3 separate regions of the Homo sapiens genome follow, and regions 1 and 3 are each linked to region 2. Evidence: chromatin contacts called from ENCODE Hi-C data. All regions are on one chromosome and are shown on one strand. Each heading gives the region's core, a stretch centred on a gene start or an enhancer-like site at or near the end of the contact. The rest is flanking DNA. Distances are from core to core; before and after follow the strand shown.

Evidence for each region. Hi-C counts contacts between places; a loop is a spot of excess contacts on that map. Pooled maps may share reads with other maps.
Region 1: a loop to region 2 is called in a map of PC-9, with 9 times the contacts of the local background. The contact joins the enhancer-like site here to the promoter of ERCC4 in region 2. A Hi-C loop is called at or near these places in 1 of 168 maps with a recorded cell type or tissue (PC-9), 2 of 37 single-sample maps with no recorded cell type and 10 of 50 pooled maps.
Region 3: a loop to region 2 is called in a pooled map, with 5 times the contacts of the local background. The contact joins the promoter of CEP20 here to the promoter of ERCC4 in region 2. A Hi-C loop is called at or near these places in 4 of 50 pooled maps.

What each region holds. Positions count from the first base shown.
Region 1 is chr16:12,457,535-12,461,738 of GRCh38, reverse strand. The region is part of intron 18 of SNX29 (sorting nexin 29); the gene reads right to left. Among named protein-coding and RNA genes, the nearest start is that of SNX29-AS2, 87 kb to the right of the region's middle. RefSeq lists an enhancer at 2,130-2,289. Within about 2 kb of position 2,223, at least 12 of the 41 ENCODE cell types and tissues checked have a DNase peak (open chromatin) inside an H3K27ac peak, as active enhancers do.
Region 2 is chr16:13,918,695-13,922,830 of GRCh38, reverse strand. It overlaps ERCC4 (ERCC excision repair 4, endonuclease catalytic subunit), which reads right to left and starts at 2,677. Exons shown (of 11, transcript NM_005236.3): 1 at 2,459-2,677; 2 at 620-800. The coding sequence starts at 2,665. All of the region lies in intron 1 of LOC105371093 (a long non-coding RNA gene), which reads left to right. LOC124903647 (a long non-coding RNA gene) reads left to right here and starts at 2,753. Exons shown (of 2, transcript XR_007065001.1): 1 at 2,753-3,152; 2 at 3,248-3,366. It also overlaps the pseudogene RPS26P52. RefSeq lists enhancers at 2,224-2,433, 2,474-2,833, 3,044-3,093.
Region 3 is chr16:15,886,094-15,890,067 of GRCh38, reverse strand. CEP20 (centrosomal protein 20) reads left to right here and starts at 1,465. Exons shown (of 5, transcript NM_144600.4): 1 at 1,465-1,510. The coding sequence starts at 1,483.

The DNA of each region.
Region 1 (4,204 bases), core at 974-3,473, 1.5 Mb after region 2:
GTGATCTGCTCGCCTTAGCCTCCCAAAGTGCTGGGATTACAGGTGTGAGCAATGGCACCTGGCCAGCCTGAATATTTTCTATCATAAAAAATTTAAAGGAAAACTCCTCTTGGAAGACGCGATGCTTCAAATTGTTTTCCAACCCGAAGCAGAATTGCTGTGACGGATGGGAGGTTACTTTTCACCCTGCAGCCTCAGCACCAGAGCCTCTGAAAAAGCTTCTGATAGAGGAGACGAGTTTTAAGAACAGAATAAGTTTCCATTTGTCTTGGAGAGAAGGAGTGAAGGGCTGCGGTTAGAACTTGCTCTGACTGCAAAATTCCATGCAGGCAGGAAGCCAAACGTGCCTCTACCCCTCGTCACAGTAATAGAAGCAGCAAAACCACCTCTGGAAATTCCTTCCAAGTCAGCCCAGCTGCACATTCACAGGTATCCAATCTCTTGAAGTTCACCCAATGTTTATTGAGCACCTACTAGGCACCAGACTTGTGGTGGCTCCAAGGAGAGATACTGAGCTGAGCCAATAGTTTGGAGCAGTGGTTATGGACACAATAAGACTAAGGCTGCCTGAGATAGAATCTTGATTTCATATTCTCATTAGTTGTATGACCTTCAGTAATTTGCTAAAGCTCTCCACACATGCTTCAATTTCTTAATGTAAAATGTGGGCAATTATCGCATCTAACTTCTAGGACTGTGTTTGAAAATCAACTACTTTGCTTAACATTTAAATATTTAACAAAAGTCGGCTATTATTAGCAAAAGCAATGTGCCTGTTCTAAAGAAGTTCACACATTTGGCTGGGTACGGTGGCTCACGCCTGTAATACCAGCACTTTGGAAGGCTGAGGTCAGGCGTTCGAGACCAGCCTGGCCAACATGGCGAAATTCTCTCTACTAAAAGTACAAAAATTAGCCGGGCATGGTGGCATGCACCCTGAGTAGTCCCAGCTACTCAGGAGGTTGAGGCTGGAGAATTGCTTGAACCCGGGAGGCGGAGGTTGCATTGAGCTGAGATCGCACCACTGCACTCCAGCCTAGGCAACAGAGCTAGACTCTGTCTCAAAAAAAAAAAAAAAAAAGAGTTCACACATTTGTGAGGCAGCCAGCCAGCCAAAAAGTTATAGTCCAGTGGAATAAGTGTTATGGCATAGGGATGCACAGGAGGCCAGAAGGAGAGGTGACATGGAATGCAGTTTCCTGGAGGAGGTGATGGCTGAGCAAAGCCTTGAAGGATGAAGAGGAGCTGGCCAGGGGGAGGAGGAGGTAACAAGAGGGAAGACCAAGCTAAAAATATAGAAGGAGTTTTCTACTTTGGTTACACTAAGACCTTTCCAAATAAAATGTTCTTGACAATAGGAAATCAGTGAGAATATAATGGACTTAAAAATAATCTTGGCATTTGAACAAGCAAGGCACTCAACTCTGAAAATACTAAAGAAATCACTATGCCCAGCAGACAGTTTTAGGGTTTCCCCCTCTGAAGGAAAGTTTCAGCCGCACTAGGCCTGTTCGGCTGCGTCTGGCTGCGAGCCGTGGTTGGGTGATGAAGTCTCATTCGGCAAAACAGCTCTTGTGAGAAGGAATGGGCTGGGGAGGTCGTGATTCAGCCAGGACGGCCACTAGCATGTCACCTTCTGATGTGATCCTGAATGGCCCTCTCCCTCCTGCCACAGCTAACTATGCTTTACAGAATCAGGAGCTTCTCTGGCTGCATGGAAGCTGAGCCATGCTTCTGTTCGGTATATTTCCAACCACACTGGGAGCCAGGCACTTCTCTTCTGGAGAGGAACTCTGTGAGCTAGGCCGATGGTGTCGCTGGTCCTTCTATCTTCTTAGTCACAGACTCTTTGATTACCAGGAAGAAAGGCCAGTTCACTATGGCTTTGGGGAAATGGGGTATTACTGGACGGGTACAAGGGTATCTCAAAAAAAGCAAGAGCTGGAAAGACTGCTGGGCCTCCTGAGGGGCAGGACCAGTGACCAGAAAGCCACCCAAGTCCAAGGTTAGCTGCGAGGCCATGCTGCTCTGCTCCTCTGCACACCCAAGGGATCCTGCTTCCTCCCTGCAAGTTTGCTTTCTCCACCTCCCGAGCTCAGGGTCTAGATATGACACTCCCTCCACCCAGCCCCACGTGCATGCAGACTGACCCAGGCTCTGAGGCATAATCCCGCATGGTCCAGGAGGAAGCCTCCGTGCGAACAGTGGTTGTCTTTCTCTGCCTGCCATCCACTTCCTCTTCTTCAGTTCTCCTTTAGGGACCCACTCTCCACCCAGCCTGTCTCTGGGCTCCCTATGGGTCCCGCTCCAGCTCTGACCCTAGAGTAGGCATGAGATCAAGGCTGGGAAAATCAAAGTCCTGCATGCACCACCGTGAGGGTGTTCCACCCCATCCAGGCCCATCAGGAGCCTGTATGACAGGGAGAGAGCTGAGGGGTTTCATAGCCACATTTCTTGGCCTGTGAGGATCTAAGCTCAGAGCTGCTGGTGAGCCCCACAGGAGAGGAACCTACTAGAGAACACAGTACAGAGACGCAGAACCTAAGGGGGAAAAGGCGGGTAGGAGGATAGGGGAGGAGGGGAAGTGGAGAGGGGGAGGAGGGGGGAGTGAAATGGGAGGAGGAGGGGAGAGTGAAACGGTGGGAGGAGGGGGGAGTGGACCGGGGAGGAGGAGGTGGGGGAAGAAGACAGCAGGAGGGGGCGGAGGAGGAGGAAGGGAGAAAGGGAGGAGGAAGGAGAATAGCTGAGACCCTAGATCAAGCTACAACAGAATGTTTTACTTATATAAGGCAAAAAATTGTTTTGTTTTAGCCAGCTCAAGGTAAGATTTTGCCACTTGTAGTGAAAAGACCTGAGACCAACAGAGAATCTGATTGGGCCAGTATCTGGGTAGTTTTCTCCTGTGTGAGTGCTCACTCTGGGCCAATGAGCTGTGGCCAGAGCCTGCCTCTGCGCATGTGTGCGGCGTGTGCAGGAAGAGAAGGGGAGTGGATTGCGACACACTCCAAAGGCTACCTCCTCCTTGGTGCTCACAGCATTGCCCTTTCTGGGTTTAACTGGCCTTCTAACTCATCTACACAATTCAAAGCTCCTTCCTGTATCCTTCGCCGTGACTGGGAATTGTTGGCTGGGACAACCTTGCAGCCAACACCAAGAGTATAAATACTTCCTTTCTCCCTCTAGAAACAGGACCAGTGATAGCTGTCTAACAACAAAATGTACATAATAAATACAAAACCCTCAAATAACTACTGATCTTTAATCAAAGAGCTGCAACTTCTCAGGCAGCCACAGAAGCAAGACCACTCAGTGTCTGCATAGGGCTCGCGTTTGATGCTTCTTCCTCCTCTGCAACCAGGCAAGGTTTCCGTCTGGTTTCTCCAGAAGACTTCTGCCTCCCTGTCCCAGTGTTATGGAGACCTGTCCCCCGCCGAAATGCATTTAAGAGGTTTTAAATAATGCCAAGCAGATGGTGGTCAGCTCGGGGCAGATATGCTACAAAATGCCAACTAAGGTCCCTCTGGGCTCACAGATGGAACGTGGCTGCCACTTCCCAATGGGCCTGAGGTTTCTCCACGTGCAGTGCAGAGCCCAAGGTGAAGCTGTTAAGGCTCTCCATCCATCTACAGATGCACAGTCTTTTTTGCACAGCTGCAAGACTGTGCTTATGGTCTTTAATCTTCCTCTTTGAAAAGCATCCAATTTAGGAATTTTTGCAGTAATCATTTCAGAGTAATGAAAAACAAACAGAACAATAGAACATTTCAGATGTGATAGGCACACTCTCTGCACCTCTCTCTAATGTATGTTTAAAGAGATGTATTAGTCATCACGAGGAACCCTCTTTTGTCTCCCCACGCAATCAAATTGCACCCGTATGCAGACCACAAACATCGTAATACAGTTAATTTACCCAATGTACTCATTTCTCTCTCATAACAATGCCCGTAAGATAGCATTCAATTTTGTTTTAAAATTTCCTCACATACAAGATGGGGCTGGGATGAACATTTTTCCATCTTGCAGGCTTGCAAAGCACCACGGCAGAGGCTAACGTGTGCCATTTTGCCTGGTCCAAGTCTTTTTATGATGGGTAAATGAGGTGTGAACAGGGCCTTGCCCAAAGACCCAGAGTGAGTGGTGGAGACGTGATTTGAACCTTTGTCTTTTCCCCCACCTAATCTGTGTTCTTCCTCCAGACCAC
Region 2 (4,136 bases), core at 1,428-3,927:
ATGTGTCAGGTATCATGCTGAAAGTTGGAAGCATAATGTTGAACAAAAGGATCCAGTAGTGCCCACTAGAAGGTTCTAGTAGAGCGTTCAGCAGAGGAGACAGACAAAAATAAAAATGTAGAAAATACCCTCTCCGGTCCGTGCCTCCAAGATGACAAAGAAAAGAAAGGACAACGGTCATGCCAAAAAGGGCTGCGGCCATGTGCAGCCTATTTGCTGCACGAACTGTGCCTGATGTGTGCCCAAGGATAAAGCCATTAAGAAATTCGTCATTCAAAACACAGTGGAGGCCACAGCAGTCAGGGACATTTCTGAAGCGAGCATCTTCGACGCCTATGTGCTTCCCAAGATGTATGTGAAGCTAAATTACTGTGTGAGTTGTGCAATTCACAACAAAGTAGTCAGGAATCGATCTTGTGAAGCCTGCAAGGACCGAACACCCCCACCCAGATTTAGACCTGTGGGTGCTGCCCCACGACCCCTACCAAAGGTGATGTAGGGAGCTGAGTCCTTCAAGACTGAAGACAGACTATTCTCTGGAGAAAAATAAAATGGAAATTGTACTTAAAAAAAAAAAAGTACAAATTTACATACTAATAATAAGATTTCAAATTCTTACCAGTAATTAAATCTGAAGGTATTCTATCAGTCAAGAAGTCAACCACAAGTATCCTACTTGTCGCAAATATAACACCACCTTGTGTGTAAACTTCATAGCGACTGTTGCTTGTGATTTCATTTGTTACACGGCGAGGGAGGTGTTCAACTCCTTCTATCTTCAGCTGATTGATAAAATACTCCTAAATCAAATCAAACTTGATTAGTAGGCTATTTAATACAGGGCAGTTTTTAATAGGTCACAGATATTTAAAATAATGTGCTGTCTTTCTCTGAGATAATGAACTTAATAATGAATATACACACTAAGTTACTTCTTTATAGTAACTTCAGCCAACCAGTCTACATTTAATGAGGTTTTCTTGTTTTGGGGTTTACACTAAGGAATAATTGCACTTCAGTCATTATCAGCACTCAACTACAATAACATATGCACACACATACAAAACCTCAAACTTTTAAAAGCCTGGATTAAAAGATTTCTGCTACCTAGAAAATACTTCCCACCAAAGCCAGGTTTGTAGCCAAGCACATTCTATGAGATGATAACAAGGGAATCCTTTCCCCAGACAATGTTTTAGACTATCAGTTCTGTGCTAATCTATCCTAGAGGGACTTCATGTCACTGGGTCCCTTGGCTTGGTTTATTTATATCCCCAGTTTAAAACCATCTTTACTAGGCCCTGTGTGTTGCCTTAGGCCCTATGCCAAGCACTGGGGATACCTAGATGAATCAAACAGGATCCCTGCCCTCAAAGAGACTGTGGTCACTCTTCTCAGCTGACATTTTTCTCCCGGCCACCTGATATATCTAGGGGATCATCAGACTTGTCCGACCAAGCTGTGTCCCCTCTCAACACCCCTCAGACCCATGTGTAGCCCCATTCCATCTTTCTCAGTGTTCTCCATTGTCCTTAACTGTAGTTAACCTTTGCCAACATCCTCAGCGTCAAGCTCCAATCCCTTTCTGACCCTATGGCCCTCTTAACACAGCCTTGGTGAATGTCCTATTTCCTGGTCCCTCCTTTTCCCTATTGGGGTTTTTCCAGCGCCTCAGCATCTCCTTTCATGTCTCCCCATCACCCTCAGAGATCTTCCATCCTCATCACTGTTCCCTTTCAGGGACCTTCCTTCTGCCCCCAGAAACTCCCTTAATGGCCAACTTCAGGACTCTCCCGTTATTCCTATCCAGATCCTCCTTCCGACATCTCCCCCTCCCCTGCAGCGACCTCCGATCCTCTCCTACCACTCAGAGCCCCTTCACCTTTCAGTGCCCTTGCACCCATGTCAGGGACCTGCATCCTTCTGGGGACCCCTCCCATCCCTCTTAGTGTTGTCAGGGAATTGCATCCTTCTCGGGACCCCTTCCATCATTCTCACTGTGCCTGCACAGTGTCAGGGACCCGCATCCCCTGGGGACCCCTCCCATTTCTCTTAGTGTTCTTGAACTCTGGTCAAAGACTTGCATCCTTCTTGGGACCCCTCCCTTCCCTCTCAGAGTCCCCGCACAGTGTCAGGGACTGGCATTCCTCTTAGTGTTCTTCAACTCCTGCCAGGGACCTGCAGCCTTCTCGGGGCCCCTCCAATTCTTATCAGTGTCCCCGCACGGTGTGAGCGACCGGTATCCTCCTAGCGACCCCTTACATACGTCTGTGTTCCCGCAGTGTGAGGGACCTGCATCCCCCTGGGGACCCCTGCCATCCTTCTCTGTGTCATCGCGTAGTGTCAGGGGCCTGAATCCCCCTCAGAGCCCCTCCATCCCTGTCAGAGGCCTCGCATCCGCTCAGGAGGCCCTCAACACTCTCGGAGTCCCCTCACTCCCGCGCCAGCGCGGCCGCACCTCCTCGGCCGGCTGCGTGTTGAGCACCAGCACCAGGCAGGCTGGGTGGCAGTGCAGCTGGAGAAAGTGGTAGAGGAGCCGGTCCGCGCCGAGCCCGCGGGCGCACACTACTAGCCCGTCAGTGTCGAGCAGTTCCAGCACCAGCTGTCGCTCGTACTCCAGCAGCGGCGCCATGGCAATCCGTCGAGCCGGCTGCCCTGACTCCATGGAAGCTCTTCCGGGTCGCAGCCGAACGCAGCCGAAGGAAGCCGACTCCTAGTGGAGAGTAGGCCGAACTCAACCGAAGAGAGCCGAGTCCGAGAGGACGGCAGCCAGCCGAACGTAGCCGAGGAGAGCTGAGACTGAGATGATCGTGGGCCGAACGCAGCCGAAGAGGAGCCGAGGCCACGACAGGCGCGCTCTCAGAAAGCCGAAGAGAGCCGAGCCTGAGAAGGCAAGCGTTGGCCGAACTCAGCCGAAGAAGAGCCGAGTGGAGCCGAAGATTCATGGAGTCACCTGTAGGGGCTGGCGCCCCCTGTCGGTGTAGCTTGCAGATATCAGGCTCCATTCACGTCTCTTTTGAGTTTCCACATCCCCTGGCACCCTAGCCTCAAGCTGCCAAAAAGCAAGGGAAGGGGAAGTAAGCCTAAGGAGCTTAATCCCCCGACATCGACAGTTGAAAAAGTTACTGGTCAATATTCCAAATGCGCCAAGAGTTAGTAGCACCTGTTTCCTAGGGTGGTTTTTGGCCCTTCCTTTTGCGATTACTCCCCATCCTTCTTTTAATTTTTTTTTTCTTTCCCGAGACAGGATGTTGATATGTTGCCCAGGCTGGAGTGCAGTGGCTGTGGAATAAGCAGAATCATTTACTGACTTCAGACCTCTGTTTGCCTCCCAAAGACTTCAATACAATAAACTATTTTTAAAAATCCCTCCTTCCACTAGAGGGACACCTCCCGCAGTGTTTGTTCTATACCTAGAAATGCCTGATAGTTGAACTAGTAGAGGAATTGTTTTGTATAGAAACCCCCCACCTTTGTTATTAGAAAATAGAAAATACAAGTAAACAAAAATGAAAATCACTTGTTTCCATTACTTGGAAATAACCACTGTTAACATCACGAAATCTATTTTATTTAGTCCTTTTTTTTCTATCTATATACACATTCTCTCATCACACGGAGTTCTTTTACCGACACGAGATAATTAATATCCCTGATTTAAATCCCCAGCTTTGTCATTAACATTTGGCAAACCTCTGAACATGATGTTTCATATTCTTTTACAAAGTCCTTTTATATGGCTGATGAGATTTCCATTATGTGGGTGTACTTACCTAATTGCTTATTAGAGGACATTTAGTCTGTTTCTGCTTTTTCCCTTCCAGTAATATAAATAATATTTCACTAAACATCTTTGTATGTAAATTCAGCCGTGGCCTTCAGATACACGTCTAGAAATGAATAATCACTGGGATAAAGAGAAAAAAATTTGTAAGGCTTTTCATTCCATTCACATTGCCACATTGCCCTCTAGAAAGCCTATACCAATTCACATTCACACTAGCCGTTTCCAAGAGGATCTGTTCCTCTACCTCTTTACTGCTTAATCTGGTATTTTGCTTACATTTTGTCAAGATGAAAATAGCATATAATTCCTGAATGCTGTTTAAGTGGAAAGGGTTGCCGGCAGACACTTT
Region 3 (3,974 bases), core at 216-2,715, 2.0 Mb before region 2:
TTTTGAGGCGGTGTCTCGCTCTGTCGTCCAGGTTGGAGTGCAGTAGCGCGATCTCATCTCACTGCAACCTCTGCCTCCCAGGTTCAAGCGATTCTTGTGCCTCAGCCTCCCAAGTAGCTGGGATTACAGGCTCCTGCTACCACGCCCGGCTAATTTTTGTACTTTTTTTTTAGTACAGAGGGGGTTTCACCAGGCTGGCCAGGCTGTTCTCGAACTCCTTACCTCAGTCTCCCAAAGTGCTGGGATTCCAGGCGTAAACCACCGTGCCCTGGCAGCTCTTAGGTGTACTTTTTTTTTTTTTTTTTTGAGACGGAGTCTCACTCTGTCGCCCAGGCTGGAGTGCAGTGGTGCCATCTCGGCTCACTGCAAGCTCCACCTCCCGGGTTCACGCCATTCTCCTGCCTCAGCCTCCCGAGTAGCTGGGAGTACAGGCGCCCGCCAGCACGCCCGGCTAATTTTTTGTATTTTTAGTAGAGACAGGGTTTCACCGTGTTAGCCAGGATGGTCTCGATCTCCTGACCTCGGGATCCGCCCGCCTCGGCCTCCCAAAGTGCTGGGATTACAGGCGTGAGCCACCGCGCCCGGCCACTCTTAGGTGTACGTCTAATCGATGTTTATTATTTAGCCAAGTGTTTGGATCTCACCGGCATTACAACTGGAATCATGCAACCTCACACTCAGTTTAGGGTACATTATTCCCCTGTTCCTTTTCCTTTACTTCCATGGGATGTTGGAGCTTATTCCTTCATTAGTTAGTTCCATAAAAAGCTCCTGGACTCCTTACATGCACTGTGTAAGTGCGAGTGGAAGAGGACAGGCTGGTGACCTTGGTTAAGTCTCTTCAGCGATGGAGGACTCTGTTTCCTTCATTGTAAAAACGGCGTGATCATAAGGAAATAATGCGCTAAGGCGTCACAGTAAGTGCTTAATACAGTGGTTCTCGAGGTGTGATCTCCAGACCGACCAGCAGTACCAGTACCACCTGGGAACTCGATAGAAATGCAAATCCTAGGGCCTCACCCCAGATTTACAGAATCAGAAACTCTATGGGGAGGACTAGCAAACAATCCGTTTAAACAAGTCTTGGAGGTGATGAGGATTCATGCTCAAGTTTGAGAACCGCAGGGTTAATAGGTGGTAACTACTAGCAGTTGGTACTTGAGGCTGCAGAGACAATGAAAAACTCAGCTGGCTAAAGTTAAGCACTAAGGTGCCAGCAGCACCCCACAGGGCTCTCCACTGCCTCAGTCCCCGCCCTCCCTGCCGTCTCACTCAACTGGGCCTTCCGAGAGCGCTCGCTGATTGGTGGAGTCTCTGGTCGACATTCACTACCCACTCAACCGCAGAGCTCATAAACTGAGAGGGGCGGAAGTGGGCGGGGCGAGAGCTGTGCGCCTATTGGCTACAGACCACGCCGCAGGGTGAGTGGGGCGGAGCTGCGCGTGCGCAGGGCCGCGGTGCGGCCCTGGCGGCCGTTGAAAAATGGCGACTGTGGCAGAGTTGAAGGCTGGTGAGTGCGAGCAGGGAGGCCTCCACATGGGAAGCGTCGGGCCTTCATCTTGTGGAAAGGATGGGATGGGAGGAGAGCGCGCGGAACACATGGGTTGGCTTTTACAGGCGTCATTCTTCGGTGTGAGGGCCTGCGGGGAGCGTCTGGCTGCTGTCTTGGCCCGTGCGCGGGGAGCTCTTATGGGGAAGAGGTTGCCCACTGGCGAGTTTTAAGCCAGTTTGGAGCTAAAGGAGGAGTTGCGTAATCTTCAGGCATCTAAGAGGCCTACAGGCCTGCATCTTGGGCCCCTGGCTCATCTTCTTGGACCCTGCCGGGGGCTGGAGGACTTGGACCAGGCTTGGCACTCAGGGCTGATGACTACAATTCCCACAACCCCTATTGGGTTAGGCACTGCCCTAAACAATTTGCTTGGTTGTCTCGTTGGGTCCTTACAACAACCTGTTAAGTAGCCCTCCCCTCCTTGCTTTTTTTTTTTTTTTTTAAAGAGAGGGTCTCTCTGTCGCCCAGGCTGGAGTGCAGTAGCGCGATCACAGCTCACTGCAGCTTCGAACTCCGGGACTCCAGCTATCCTCCCACCTCAGCTTCCAGAGCAGGTGGGAATACAGGGGCTCTTCACTACGCCCGGCTAATTTTTGTATTTTTTGTAGACACGGGGTCTTACTGTCGAACTCCTGGTCTCAAGCTATCCTCCTGCCTTGGCCCCCTCAAAGTGCTGGGATTACAGGTGTGAGCGCCTGGCCCCTTTTTCATCAGAAGAAACTAGAGGCAAAAAGTTTGCTGGCCTGGCCATTCTCCTGTCTTTTCAGGAAAAGATACTCTAAGCTAGTTATGTTTGAGTCATTAATGACATTTGTACGCTGTTTACTTTGAAGCAAATGTCCAGACAAGTAATAGTAATAATAGTTATCATTGAGCCTCATGTGTCAGGCACTACTCAACTCAGCCTGTGTGTTACCTGATTGTAACAACCCTATGCCCATTTCATAGACTGGGAAACGAGGTACTGAGAAGTGAAATAGCTCAAAGTGATTTCACTGGAAAGAGACACAGCATGGGAACCTAGTTGTGACGCACTGGAGCGCCAGGTCTTAATCACTGAGCAAGATTGCTGTCCAAAAAATAAAACCAGTTCCACTTTGCAGGGAACCCAGGGTTTAAACTAGTAATTCTTAGATATTTTAGGGAGGAGACGTGTATAAAAGTGTGTATTTGGGGACAGGGCTGGTGAACAATCATAAAACAGAACAGGCATGCATCTGTCCACAAGAACAGACTTCACGAGTCTACAGATGCTGTTCCCAGGGAAATACACATCACATGTAATATTGCATACATTTTCAGAGGATTTAAAGGTACACTTGGAATGGGCCAAGCACAGTGGCTCATGCCTGTAATCCTAACACTTTGGGAGGATCGCTTGAGCCCAGAAGTTTAAGACCAGCCTGGCCAACATGGTGAGACCCCATCTTTATTTAAAAAATAAAAATTAAAAAAAAGAGCCGGGCATAGTGGCCTGTGGTAGTTCCAGCTACCCCACAGGCTGAAACAGGAAGATAGCTTGAGCCCAGGAGATAGAGGTGACAATGAGCTACAGTGGTGCCACTGCACTCCAGCCTGGGCAACAAAATGAGACCTTGTCTCAAAAAAAAAAACAAATTAAAAAATAAAATAAAAAAGGTACTCTTGAAATATAAGCGAGGTTAAGACCTTTCCGAAGAAGTTTTGATGGCGCAGTGTTCTAAGCATAATAGAGGGAAAGGTAAAATGCTATGGACCTCCAAAAGAAACCCGGTGAAAACTTGTTTGCCAGCCAGTTACCTTACATTTTATGGGCATTTACCTTTTTTAAGCACGATCACGTTTTTCCTTCTTACTTGGTTCTATCTCTGAGAGGTAGAGCTCATTATTTTAGAGAAGGCAACTGAGGCATGGGTTGGTAATCCACCACTGAGGTGCTGATGAGACATGCTAGCTTTCCTCATTCCACTGTCACTAATTCTCGTTTCTCTGTCCAGTTTGAGGCTGTCCTGTGTGCAATACAGAGTAATTGGGACAGGATCCTTGCCAGTGACAAAATCTCTCCATCCAATTTCCAAAGATGGAATTAGAGAATAGGGGTTCAGTTATGATTCTAAGAGTACAATAAGGCTGTACCTTCCTTTTATGGACCTGTTACAAACTCTGATCTGGTGATAACTGTACTTAACCTATCTGCAAGAAGGTTGAAGGGATGCTTTAAAAATGAGGGGAAAGAAAGGTCAAAAGTCAGTGAAGATTCTATCTCTTTAGTCATATGATCCAGGGTTATTGTTGACGTTATTTATTGAAGCTTAGAAAGATCTTATGTCCATACTGACTTGGATAAGCTCCTGGGCTCTCTTTATGGATTTTTGTTATTGTGATGTACTTACTTGGTGCCTTTGGCAGGGTGCAGAACAGTGTTAAACTACATTGATTTCCCAGT